Regions from separate parts of the Homo sapiens genome. Here regions 1 and 2 are each linked to region 3. The links are chromatin contacts, found by Hi-C or POLR2A ChIA-PET in ENCODE. All regions are on one chromosome and are shown on one strand. Each heading gives the region's core, a stretch centred on a gene start or an enhancer-like site at or near the end of the contact. The rest is flanking DNA. Distances are from core to core; before and after follow the strand shown.

Evidence for each region. Hi-C counts contacts between places; a loop is a spot of excess contacts on that map. ChIA-PET counts read pairs that join two places held with the same protein, here RNA polymerase II (POLR2A). Pooled maps may share reads with other maps.
Region 1: a loop to region 3 is called in a pooled map, with 3 times the contacts of the local background. The contact joins the enhancer-like site here to the promoter of DAZL in region 3. A Hi-C loop is called at or near these places in 3 of 37 single-sample maps with no recorded cell type and 10 of 50 pooled maps.
Region 2: a loop to region 3 is called in a map with no recorded cell type, with 3 times the contacts of the local background. The contact joins the promoter of PLCL2-AS1 here to the promoter of DAZL in region 3. A Hi-C loop is called at or near these places in 1 of 168 maps with a recorded cell type or tissue (right lobe of liver), 12 of 37 single-sample maps with no recorded cell type and 10 of 50 pooled maps. POLR2A ChIA-PET finds 5 or more read pairs at or near these places in 1 of 52 experiments (HCT116).

Annotation. Positions count from the first base shown.
Region 1 is chr3:16,903,179-16,907,621 of GRCh38, reverse strand. The region is part of intron 1 of PLCL2 (phospholipase C like 2); the gene reads right to left. Among named protein-coding and RNA genes, the nearest start is that of PLCL2, 20 kb to the right of the region's middle. Within about 2 kb of position 2,406, at least 8 of the 41 ENCODE cell types and tissues checked have a DNase peak (open chromatin) inside an H3K27ac peak, as active enhancers do.
Region 2 is chr3:17,051,599-17,055,847 of GRCh38, reverse strand. It overlaps PLCL2-AS1 (PLCL2 antisense RNA 1), which reads left to right and starts at 1,264. Exons shown (of 3, transcript NR_046640.1): 1 at 1,264-1,322. The region is part of intron 4 of PLCL2 (phospholipase C like 2); the gene reads right to left. RefSeq lists an enhancer at 1,239-1,428.
Region 3 is chr3:16,602,063-16,606,802 of GRCh38, reverse strand. It overlaps DAZL (deleted in azoospermia like), which reads left to right and starts at 1,380. Exons shown (of 11, transcript NM_001351.4): 1 at 1,380-1,600. The coding sequence starts at 1,598.

The DNA of each region.
Region 1 (4,443 bases), core at 1,157-3,656, 300 kb before region 3:
CCCCAGTCTGACTCACACCAGCCAGCTTACTCCAAAGCCTAAGCCCCTAATGGAGTGCTCTGGGGAACTGGGCATCATAATGCCCTAACACCTTAGCACAGAGTTAACAAAGCAACAGCATTTGGGCAAGGAGTCCTGAATAGTGGTAGGTGCTCCAAGCATCTGACTAATAAAATGTGTGGCTGACCCAACACTGGTATCACTGGGCTGCCTTTCTGGTGGTTATGGTTTCTGTTATCTGTGCACACAAATCACAGGCTTGTCTGGTTAACATTCAGTCCTATAAAGTTGTGTTGTTCCTAGGTGATAAGCCTACCCAAGAACTAAATTCATAATCTAGCCCCTTTTGTAACAAAATGAACAAATAAGTGGCTATTTTTTTAGACTATCATGAAAAACACCGGAAAGTTTAAACTATAAACTGACAAATTTTGAGGTATAAGTTATTAGTAAAACCTCCAATCTCAAAATTTCCTTTCATGAAACAGGGCTTAAATTAAATATATAAGTAGAAAGGAGGATGATAAGACACTAAAAACTAAACGAACATGGTCAAACTCATTTTCAGATAACAGCTTGCAAAAATAATTTATCTGAGTTGCTAAAGAAAGGAAACAGGATTCAGAAGTTATAAGAATGATCTCTTAAACTCTGCAACTCAGCGGGGAAAAAACACCTTCCAAGTTACCACAGGGCCTTCCCCAAGTCTGCAACCACATGGCTGTGTTTTAGACTGGGTGGAGCACAGAGTAAACAAACAGTTTCTATTTTTAGCATGTTTTTCCTGGCCACTCTGAAATTTCCTAGTCACAAATTATTGCCTGTTATCTTTTAAAATAGATTTTTACTCAAAGAATTCATAGAAAACTTCTCAGAATCAGGAAAAGACATACAAGTTATTACATAAAACTAATTTATGAAGCTTTATTTTAGAAAATAATTTATTATGTAAAAAGTATTACATATATTCACAAAATAAACTGGAAAGAATGCTTAAAATATTTTTCATTGCAAATACACTCAGAAGAGTAAATCTTTTCAAACTCTGTAGAATATTCATTACTGATATTAATACAGTAAAATTTTAGTTTTAAAAACTGAAATTTGATTAAAATTTTGAAAATTATTATCTTTGCAAAAATTAACAATACAAGAAATCTATATCAAAAATATAAGTTCCACATTAACGAATTCAAAATTGTTTCTTTGAAATGTAAATTAATAATATGCTTAATGCCTTCTCTCAACTTTATTCAAAAATAATAGATTGAGAGTAAAAAGAACATATTCGCTTGTATATTCCACATCTTCCTTATACATTTTAGAAAAAAAATCAAGAGATGATCTGCACACCTCAGGGCCAACTTATTCACTGGGTACAACAGGCACAATGCTTACAGCCCCACAATATTTTTAGGGGCTCACACAAATGTTTTAATTTCTTTTAAAATCAGAAGGGAAAAAAGGACCTTTAGCTCAGATAAAACGTTTTAATATATAATATTAACAGATCTGACCAACACAGTCATAAAATATAATTTTCAATTTTTTTTTTTTATGGAGGAAGGAGCCTACAAAGGAAAAGGGCCTGAAAGTCATTAATGCAGTCCTGCTGCATATAAAGTCCTCCCTAGCCCAAAAGCCTCTCCAGGTGGATCTGGATTATTCTTGCCAAAGCAGAAGATGGTTAATGGTGCCCTGGCTGGGCCTGGAGAGTTATGGGCACTCATCAACACCTACTCCATTTTCAGGGCCCCTGCCTCCCTCTCAATTACCTCCCTCCAGGCTCACCAAAGATTGGGGTACACAACTAATAGGCTCCCTGTATGCTGTCGCTATTCTGAGGAGGTCTAAACAGTGAGCTAGAGCTGCTGCAACAGCAGAAGCTTGCTCTGAATCAGTTGTTTGGCTGTTTGTTTAATTTCAGATCCCTTTGAAAATTTGATGAAAACCTCTCAGAAACATATGCACATGCCTACAAAATTTTGCAATTAATTTTTTGGTATACAATTTCATCATTGGAAATTTATTTCCTTTACATAGAAAATTTTAAATTTGTGTAAATAATTATACTTCTCACTCTCATTTAAATGCAAAAATCAACTGGCTGCTTTCCAAAAAATTAAAATGAATGTAAATTGCACAGATAAAAAAGAAAGTACATTTTATACTAAAAGAAAATTTCCATTAGAAGGCTGCTATTTTGGTTTGATACAGAGGTTGAAACTGGAGCCTGGTGTTTGACAGCCAATCAGCTTTGACTTCCAGTTTTTCTTTTAAGGATAAAAGACAGAGAGGTAGTACTGAGTGGGGAATCACAGACCACTCTGCCAGGCTAGGATAGCATGTGTAAAGAAGTGTGAAAATCCCCCAAAACCTCTTCTGGTTACATCACTTGCATCACTCGCTGTGCCCACACACCCTGGGGCCTTCTGTGGCAAGGACAGCACCACTGATGCTGTCTGTGTCATGAAGGAGAGGATTCAGTCCACATTTTAATGGGACTGTCACAACAAAAATAATCCTCAAAAGCATTCTCTAGTTTCTCCTGGAGTATACAGGCTTCTGCTTGCAAAAAGACTGCCAGAGCTGTACCATTCCTGTATTAGTCTTTTCCCACGCTGCTATGAAGAAATACCTGAGACTAGATAATTCATAAAAGAAAGAGGTTTAATTGACTCACAGTTCTGCAGGGCTGGGAAGGCCTCAGGAAACTTACAATCATGGCAGAAGGGGAAGCAAACACATTCTTCTTTACATGGCAGCAGCAAGGAGAAGTACAGAGCTAAGGTGAGGGAAAGCCCCTTATAAAACCATCAGATCTCATGAGAACTCACTCACTATCATGAGAACAGCATGGAGGTAACCGCCCCCATGATTCAATTACCTCCCACCAGGTCCCTCCCATGACATGTAGGGATTACGGGAACTACAATTCAAGATGAAATTTGGGTGGGGACACAGCCAAACCATATCAATTCCTGACTGGCCAGCAGATGCACTTGGTTGTCTGCTTCCAGGCTGTGCTTCCAGGATGGCAGCTGGGTAAAAGCATTCCTACTTTTTCAGCAGCATACACATCATGTTGATGGCAAAGCCTTGAATTGAAAGACAGGCCTCATTCAAAGGGCTGAGAGCCACCAAATAAGCCAACCCACCAGTAAACTCCTCCCTGTGAAAACAGTTTTCCCTTTTTTAAAACACAAGCATTCTCTCCACACCCCCGCCACACACACATACCCCAAACCGGTTCTCTAGAAAACCAGTAAACGTAAGTGTTAACAAAATGAACTCCAAAGTTTGCTTTTTTTTTTTGTCAAGATCTCTTGAAAAGGTTAAGGAGTGAAATTCATGTTTCTGACTCTGGCCAAATTGACAACTGTGCGGGCAGTCAACGCATCAAATGTTTTTCAGGATTACTGGCCAGCAGACTTGACAAAACTAAGCAGGGATGTAGAAAGCTCCAAGTTCCCACAACACATGGGACTTTTTTCACCAAAACAGCAAAGCCAGATTAGCTACCCAACATCTAGGTGCTCCTCCTTCACAGGACTAAAGTTTTCTTACCATCACAATGTTAGAGTTCAAAGATATCCATTGCCACTGTACTTCTGAAAAAAGATCACAAAAGCTGAATTTTTTTGATAGTCTCCACATGCACATAATCAACGAAAACTAACATGTGATTGTAATGAAGAATGCCAGTGGGCTCACCCAGGTGCAGGCTGAAGGGACCTGTCTGCCAAAACCTGCTTAAGAATATTAGAAGAAATGTCAGCAACCTTGAGTGTGTATGATACCATGTTCCAGAAACTGCTTCAAACCTTTCCTTCTACACTCAGCCACAAAACCAACCTGATCATTTCCCAAAAATAAAGCTTCACAGGGTTTCTCCAGTTAGGTGTGACTTCTCCCACTTGACCATATAACACATGACTTTGCTGAACCGTTGGGGCTCTGTCCTGTCATACATCTGAGCACCCACTGCTGGGCACATCAGAACTCCTACCGATTCCACACTTTCACTGGCAAGAACCTTGCTGTAAAACCAGCACAGGGGCTTTTGTGCCTTATCATATTGAGCAATGAAAGTAAAATTTAAGGGCAGGAGCTCCAGTGTACTTTGCTTTCTTAGTATTTTTCCAATATAAGAGACAGATATCTGTGACCACATGGCAGGACAGGCCTGTTTCAGTGCCTGTCGAACAGGAACTAAATCAGTTCCATAACATGAAAGTCACCCCCATAGCAACTTACAGACCACGCATAGTATCAATGCATCCTACCCAATATTCGCCTGCAGCAAAATACCTTAGTAACATCTTTGGCATAAAAAATAATTTTTTTCAAATAAACTTCAAAATAACAAGAAAAGTCAATGGGAAAAAATTATTAATCATGGATACCAGGATAAGAACTGATATCCCAGTCTAAAGATGATCA
Region 2 (4,249 bases), core at 15-2,514, 450 kb before region 3:
TGAGCAGTCACTCACACTCTCCCTGTGAGAGACAGAGGAGAGAGGCTTAGGGAAAGAGCATGAACTCAGAAGAGGGCCTGCTCTGCTCTACCCTCAAAAGAGAAGTTCTCAAAACCTGAATGTGCTCACCACAATGCAAATTCCTGAGTCTCACTCCCAGATGGTCAATATTTTGGGAATGATGTAAAGAGACTGCATTTTCAACAAGCATTCCCAGGGGATTCTGATCACACGTATGAAAAATAACATTCGTGTGAAAGTTGATGTGGGAATCCTTCTTTTCTTTGCATGACTCTGTGAATATATGATGTGGGAATCTTAGAGCAGAATTAGGGTGAAGGTTACAGGGACGGTTGAGGTGTGGTGAGACAGCGGTTTCTAGAGACCAGTTGCTTATTTTGAAGTTTTTGCTCTGAATGAGTTGGCCTAGTTGTTGTCTTTGTGGTCATTTCCTCTGCCATCCCTTATCAGTGATGAAGGTCCTTAGTGAGGGAATTAAAATGAGAAAGAGGCCACTGAGGACCTTGCTACTTCTCTTCTTCCCTTGACTTCACTAATTATTAGTTAATTAATTAGTAAATGCCTAAAAGAAGATGTGGTGGTTCAATATCCAGTCTTTAAGAGAAAAGATGCTGTGGATTTCAAATGGGGCCTGGGAGTCTGATGCAGGTTTCCTGTGTCTCATCTTCAAAGTGTTAACTTTCCTCCTTGAAAGTAATGATGATGGGCTACAATTTATGTGTCCTGTAACATTGTATGGGATGACTTGTTTAATCTTTTAATCTTTTTCAGTAACTGTAATCCAGCCATTCCCAAATTGCTGTTTATGTAACTGATCTTAGTTCACTGTAATTTAGAAGGCATAGGGCCATCAGGGAATCACATAATCCACTGCCACTTAGAAGAAGGAAAATGAGGCAGAGAGGGTCAAGTGACTAAACTAAAGTCACACAGCAGGGACATGGTACAGAGGGCACCAGAACATGGGTCTCTCAATTCCCAGGAAAGAACCTTTCACTTCTGTAAAACAGAGCTGAGAAACATTCTGACATAAATGAGAACTGATACGATTTGGATCTGTGTCTCCATCCAAATCTCATGTTGAAATATAATCCCCAGTGCTGGAGGTGGGTCCTGGTGGGAGGTAATTGGATCATGGGGGTAGCATTCTCATAAATGGTTTAGCACCATCCCCCCTTGGTAGTATATAGTAAGTTCTCAAGAGATCTGGTTGTTTAAAAATGTATGGCACCTCCCCACTCTCTTTCTCCTGCTTGGGCCATGTGAAGATGACTGCTCCTGCTTTGCCTTCCACCATGACTGTAAGTTTCCTGAAGCCTCATAAAACAGAAACTGATACTGAGAAGCAGGGCATTGCTTGAAGATGTGAAAGCAGCTTTGGAACTGGTAATGGGCAAAAGTTGGAACAGTTTGGAGAGCTCAGAAAAAGACAGGAAGATGAGGGAAAGTTTGGAACTTCCTAGAGACTTGTTAAATTGTTGTGACCAAAATACTGATAGTGACATGGACAATGAAGTCCAGGCTCAGGAGGTCTCAGATGGAAATGAGGAACTTATTGGGAACTGGAGTAGAGGTCACTTTTGCTATGCTTTAGCAAAGAGCCTGGCTGCACTGTATCCCTGCTCTAGGGATCTGTGGAACCTTGAACTTGAGAGTGATGATTTAGGATATCTGGCAGAAGAAATTCCTAAGCAGCAAAGTGTTCAAGATGTAGCCTGGCTGCTTCTAACAACCTATGCTCATATGCACAGGAAGAGAAATGACCTGAAACTGGAATTTATATTTAACAGGGAAACAGAGCATAAAAGTTGGAAAAATTTGCAGCCTGGCCATGTGGTAGAAAAGAAAAGCCCATTTTCAGAGGAGGAATTCAAGCAGGCTGCAGAAATTTTATAACTAAAAGGCAAATACTAATAGTCAGGACAATGGGGAAAAGGCCTGAAAAGTATTTCAGAGACCTTCCTGACAGCCCCTCCTATCACAGACCTGAGGCCTAGGCAGGAAGAATGGTTTCATGGACCAGGTCCAGGGCCCAGCTGCTCTGTACAGCCCCTGGACACTGCTCCCTGTAGTCCCTTTCTTTTGGCTGATTTCTCCCTTTCGAAACGGGATTATTTACTCAATCCCTATATCCCCATTGTAACTTGGAAGTAAGTAACTTGTTCTGATTTTACAGGCTTATAGGTGGAAGGGACTTGCCTTGTTCAGATCAAACTTTGGACTTTTGAGTTAATGCTGGAATGAGTTAAGACTTTGGGGGATTATTGGGAAGGGATGATTGTATTTTGAAATGTGAGAAGGACATGAGATCTGGGAGGGGCCAGGGCAGAATAAATGGTTTGAATCTGTGTCTCCACCCAAATCTAATGTTGAAACATAACCCCCAGTGCTAGAGGTGGGGCCTGGTGGGAGGTGACTGAATCATGGGGCAGAGTTCTCATGAATGGTTCAACACCATCCCCCCTTTTGAGTTCTCATGAGATCTGGTTGTTTAAAAGAGCGCATCACCTCCTCCAACCCTCCTGCTCCAGCCATGTAAGATGGGCCTGCTTCTCCTTCACCTTCTGCCATGATTGTAAGTTTCCTGAGACCTACACAGAAGCTGAGAAGATGCCAGCATCATGCTTCCTGTACAGCCTGTGGAACCATGAGCCAATTAAGCATGAGCCCATTTCTTTCTAAATTACCCAGTCTCAGTTATTTCTTTATAGCAGTACGAGAACAGACTAATACAAAACAAAAAGTTATAAGGCTCTCAGGTTTCCATTTGCAAATATAATTGACCCTTCAACAACAGGGGTGTTAGGGGCATTGACTCTGCATGCAGTCAAAAATCTGCATGTAACTTTTGACTCCCCAAAAAGTTTACTAATAATAGCCTACTTTGGACCTGATGGATGCTTTACTGGTAACATAAACAGTTGATTAACACATATTTTGTATATGATATGTATTATGTACTATATTCTTACAATAAGGTAAGATAAAGAAAAGAAAACATTAAGAAAATCACGAGGAAGAGAAAATGTATTTACTATTTATCACGTGGAAGTGGATCATCACAAAGGTCTTCATCCTCATCATCTTCTAGCAGAGTAGGCTAAGGAGAAGGAAGGAGAGAAGGGGTTGGTCTTGCTGTCTCAGAGGTGGCAGAGGCAGAAGAGGTGGAGGAGGCAGAAGGAAAGGCAGGGGAGGCAGGCACACTCAGTGTAACTTTACAGCAATGCATTGCAATTTCTGTCTTTTTTGCTTTTTCACTTCTCTAAAAATGCTTCCATACAGTACCAGTACTTCTTCCACTTTTTGCTTTAGTTTCAGTGCCAGTATCATCAGGAGGATCTTTGTCATAAAAGAAGTCATAAGCAGTCTTGAATAATAGGAACCCTTCTTCCAGATTGTCTGATATCAATTTGTTTGGGGGCACTGCTTCTTCTACATATTCTTCATTGTCTGGCACTGGTTTGGAAGCACTCATCTCCGTCAAGTTATCTTCTGTTAATTCCTCTGGTGTGGTGTCCATGAGCTCTTGATTTTCTCCAAAATCCATAACCTGAGACCTTCACCCCCCCCCAATTTTTTTTTTTTTTTTTGCCATATTCACAATCTATTTCATGATTTCTTTCAGCAGCTCTGTTATAAATCGTGTGAACATCTGGACGGTTTTCTCCAGCAGGAATTTATTGTTTTGGACTCGATGACTTTCATGGATTTTTCTGTAGCAACAATGGTATCTTCAACAGGATTTTGAATCCTTCTAAACATGTATGATGTCCTCTCTATTGGGGGTTCTCTTCCACAGCATTAATAATCCTTTCCATATAGCATCCTCTGTAATGAGCCTTAAAGGTACTTATGACCCTTTAATCTACATGCTGACTTGGAGACATTGTGCTTGGGGGAAAAGAGACCATTTCATGGCTTTCAGTGTTGAACTCATGGGGTTCTGGGTGACCAAGGGCATTGTCCAATATCAAAAGAAAATTAAAAGGCATTCCCTTACTGGCAAGGTACTTCCTGACTTCAGGAACAAAGCATCATGAAACTAATATAGAAGAAGCTCTTGTTGTTCAGGCCTCCATGTTGTACAACCAAAAGACTGGCAGCTGGTGTTTATCTTTCCCCTTTAAGGCTTGGGCATTAGCAGCTTTATAGATGGGGGCAGTCCTGACCATAAACCTGACTGCATCTGCACAAAACAGTAGAGTTAGCCTATCCTTTCCTGCCCTAA
Region 3 (4,740 bases), core at 131-2,630:
CCTCCTCATCTGCTCGCCATGGGTGTTTCACATTTTCCCTACTCCATCCTTTTCCTAAGGATTTTAGGGACAATGGCGTTTTGCAGAGTACTCAGTTCCAGCTCCCACCCTGAGCCCTTACCTCCTACCACTAAACATCCAGATCTCAAGTTACAGAGAGTAACAACACTTTGCCCACACCTAGGATGACCAATCCTTCTGGTTTCCTTAGGGACGTAGGAATTTCTCAGTGCTAAAATCATGTAAGTCCTGGGCAAACTAGTATGACTGGCTGCCCTACAGCCCAGCCCCCATATCCCGGGCAGGAGAAGAATCAGTTGAATAAGTCATTGCTCTGGTTTTCAGTTTATTTTTGGTACTTGGAATTTCCCTTCTTTTCTTATGGGTTTAGCTGCATATTGAAAATAAAACGTTTTATTTTAATCCCGCATTACTAGGTGTTAGTAATGAGATACTGCTCACGTTATAGAAGTCCACCGTTTTGCCAGCTCAAAAAGTAACATTTTAATGCTTTCCGTCAGTACAGAAGTGAAGTTTGTGGATAAAGGTCATAGCTACTTAGCCCTGTGTGTATAGCTAAGGTGCTGCAGTGGTTCCCGAAGTTACGTGATGGGCTCCACCAACTGGCCCACAGCTTGCTCCTGCTCTACGCCCGTATTCTGACCTTAAGAATGTTCTAGAATTCTCTAGGCAGGCCTAGCGCCTTCCTGTAAGGCCTGGAAGGTGAATTCTCCCATTAAAATGTAAGATCCCTGAGCAAACACATGTTCTGTTATTCTGTTCACTCCTGCATCTGCTGTACCTGGTAATCACAGGCACTCAGTAACTATTTCTTGAAAGAACAAACATCCTGAATGTCAAACTGGCATTTCCTCCCATCCAACCCCTTCTATCTCAAACTTGACAGAAAGGAGTGCAAGTTTCTGGCCTGTTGATGTCTCCTTCTGTTTTCCACAGACTTGCTTCGATTTATTTCTGTAGGCATTTAAAAAAGATTTTGGGGTGAGTGTGAAGCTAAAAGTGATGGCGCTAACCCTGTGCCTTAGAGAAGCCATTTGGAAACTGCAGCCTAGACACATTAGATTATCATTTTTGTAAACTATACCATACATTTCAGTATGCATACTTATTTTAGGGGTGTTTTGGGGGTGATGTGTGTGTCTGTGGGTCTATGTGAGCGCGGCGCCTTCCTGGGACTGAGGCACCGGACCTGCGCACACGCGCTGCGTACCCTACGCCCCCGCCGCGTGGGCGCCGTCGTCCCCCGCAGCCCCCCCACGCAGGGGGCGGGGCGCTGCCACCCATTGGCTGAGGCCGATACCACGCGCCCCGATACCCGGCGCAGGAGCCACCTCCCTGAGCCCCGCGGACCACGCCTCAGTCCGCCTGCGCTCCTCAGCCTGACGGTCCGCCTTTCGGGGCTCCTCAGCCTTGTCACCCGCTCTTGGTTTTCCTTTTCTCTTCATCTTTGGCTCCTTTGACCACTCGAAGCCGCGCAGCGGGTTCCAGCGGACCTCACAGCAGCCCCAGAAGTGGTGCGCCAAGCACAGCCTCTGCTCCTCCTGGAGCCGGTCGGGAACTGCTGCCTGCCGCCATCATGGTGAGTTGAGGGAGAGGCCCGAGGGGCAAGGCTGGCGGAGTCTTCACTCGTGGGTGAAACTCGGCTCTGCAGGGTCGGAAAGTGAAGTCATCCTCGGCTTTCCTGTTTGGGGGGCACCTGCCTGGACGCACCACAGCCATGGCCCACAGAGTTGGGAGAGGCGGCCTGGCAGTGGCGCGGCCTACACAGAGAGGCAGGCGCGGGACGCCAAGGGCGGCAAGGTGGGGGTGGGCCCCGAGGACGCGCTGCCTCGCCGGCCACGTGCAAGGGCCACGGCCTTCTTGAGGCACCCATTTCCCGGTTCGGGTTCTCTACTGGCAGAGGTTTGGGGTGCGGGTTCCCCACCCCCGACTGCCCCACCCCGCCCCCACTCCCACGCGCTCCCCCACTCACGCGCCTCCGCCCCTCCCCCACTCCCACGCGCCTCCGCCCCGCCAGCCTCATTTCTGGCGCGCTCTCCCCGTGGCTCCGCAAGATGGCGGCGGGCCTGCTGAGGGACTTGCCTTCTTAAACTTCGAGGGCCGGAGCTTCCTTAGGAAGTGGTTCCCTCCTGGTCCCTGTACTTGGTGGGGTGGGCGGGGTTCGTGGGGGCCTCAGCGTGGGGTGTGGGGCGTCCTGAAGGCATGGCCCTGTAGCTGAGGGGGCTGGGCCGGAAGTGCCTCTGGTCCCCTCGCGCCTGTCAGCTGCGGGGGACTTGCTGATGGCGGCTCCCTCGTGTGGCGGCGACAGAAAAGCTCGCCTGACGCCATCTTTGCCGCACGAGGTTGGTTTCAGCAGTTACCATTAAGAATTTTAGAATTTTTAAATTCTGGGTACGGTTTTTTCCCTCTCGATAAACCAGGATCCTTTGACAAAATGTCCATTTGGTAGATAGCGTTGGGTGTGCGTTTTTGTGAGTTTGGTAAATGCCTAGCGTTGCTTCAGCGCCACCACAAGATGCAGCTCTGAACACGCAGACCAACCACTGAGTCACGAACGCGCGTATTACATGCTGTGTGTGTGTCTGCATTGATAATTCTCAGTCTCTTCAGGGAGGAAATTTATACACAGTTTATATTACCATGTATAAACATTAAAATAAAAATAAACACCTATTATGTGTAATTGTGCAACATATAGTTATCCATGCTAATAAAAAGTAATCACCTTGAGTTGTAAGTAATTATTTATTATAACACTTTTCATTTTTAGAGTTAAATCCGAATTGTTTCATTGGATTATTTTTCTGATTATAAAAGTATCATATTTACTCATTTGAAAACAATCGCTGTAAGAAAATAGCAATCCATCTTAATCCCAACACTTATAACCGTTAAATTTTGGTACATGTATGACCTTCTAGATTATTTTTATGCATGTATTGCATATAGATGGGCCAACTTTTACAAGAGTTACACCGTGCTGCATAATACTATTTTACAACTTGCATCTTTCAATTGATGTGGGCATTGTTCTGAAGATAATTTTAATTTTCAGTATATGTTAAAAATTATACCATTATTTTACCGAATTCGCTTATGATGAATACTTTTTCAATATTAAAACAATACTATCATGGGCTGGGCGCGGTGGCTCACGCCTGTAATCAATCTCTTTAGGAGGCTGAGGCGGGTGGATCACTTGAGGTCAGGAGTTCGAGACCAGCCTGGCTAATACGGCGAAACCCCATCGCTACTAAAAACAGAAAAATTTGCCAGGCGTGGTGGTGCGCACTTGTAATCCCAGCTACTCGGGAGGCTGAGGCAGGAGAATCACTTGAACCTGTGAGGCAGGTTGCAGTGAGCTGAGATCATGCCACTGCACTCCAGCCTAGGCAACAAAGAGGGGAGGCTCAGTCTCAAAAAAAAAAAAATGCTATGAATATCCTTGTGTAAATATCTTGGCATGCTTGTATTATTAATTCCTTGAGATGAATTGCTGTAAGTGGAATTGCTGGGTGAAAGCGCTTTACCCCTTTGGTAACAATTTTAAGTTACACCCCTCATTAGTATAGTGATGAGTATCCTCGCCTATCAAATTATGATACATCTTTTCCAAGCTACTCTTGGTGTAAAGAATGTATCAGTATTTTCCCACTGATGGTGTGTAGAGTGATCTCTTTTCCACACCCTTTCCAATGAAAGGTATTAGGATTTTTTGAATTGTCAACCTAATAGCTGGAAAATATTTTACTATGTTGATGTGCACTTTTAAAAATCATCAATGAAGTTGATCGATCATTAGCTTTTTAAACTTCCTTTTTATTTTTATTTGTATTGATTCATAAAGACTGTATTAATGTTCACCTTTGTCATACATAGTGGAAAAAAATACATAGTAGTAATAAGGAGGTGCCCTTACCTTATTCCTAATTTCAATGGAGATGACTCTAGTATTTCACTTTAAGCTTAATGATAGGGTAGAATTAGATTGATAGAAAATAAGATGTCTCTATTTCTGTTTTACTTGGATATTTAGATAATTTAAAAATGAATGCTGTATTTTGTCAAATGCTTTTTCAGTGGTGAGTTAAAGTAACAATATCCTGTGAAGTATTCTTGCATTTCCAATATAAACTATATTCTTTATATACTGCTGGAATTTTGCATTTGTGTTGAGGGCAGGGATGGCTCATCTTGATGAGGCTTTGTTACTTATATGCTGTTAGCTTTGTAAAATGCGTTGAGAAATACTTTTTTCCTCTTTGAAAATTGAAGAAAAGTGTTTGAATTTTTTAATCTCCTCTTCTGTGTTTTCTGTCTTTATTTCTGGTGTCTGATGTGTATGTGCACCTCTCTCTGACACAAACATACACCCAAGTTATCTATTTCTTTACAAGTTGAAAAAACTCCCACGGAAACTGAGCCAGGTATCATTAGGTGTTTTTTCTCAAGATTGTTTTGTAAAAATTTAAATTTCTCTACAAGTTTGTCATGTCGTTGATTTCCAAATTTATTTCTATAGAGTTTATGCATAGCATTGTTTTATAATCTGTGGTCATAACCCATTTCTCAGGTCTCATATATCCTTTTGCTTTCTTGCCTTTTCTTGCTTAGTTTTGCCAGGATTGTTTATTGCTTGAATTTCATCCTCCCCACCCCCAACTCCCCAAGAATCTACTCTTGGATTTACTTAAAGTTTTGATTCTGATTTTCATGTCA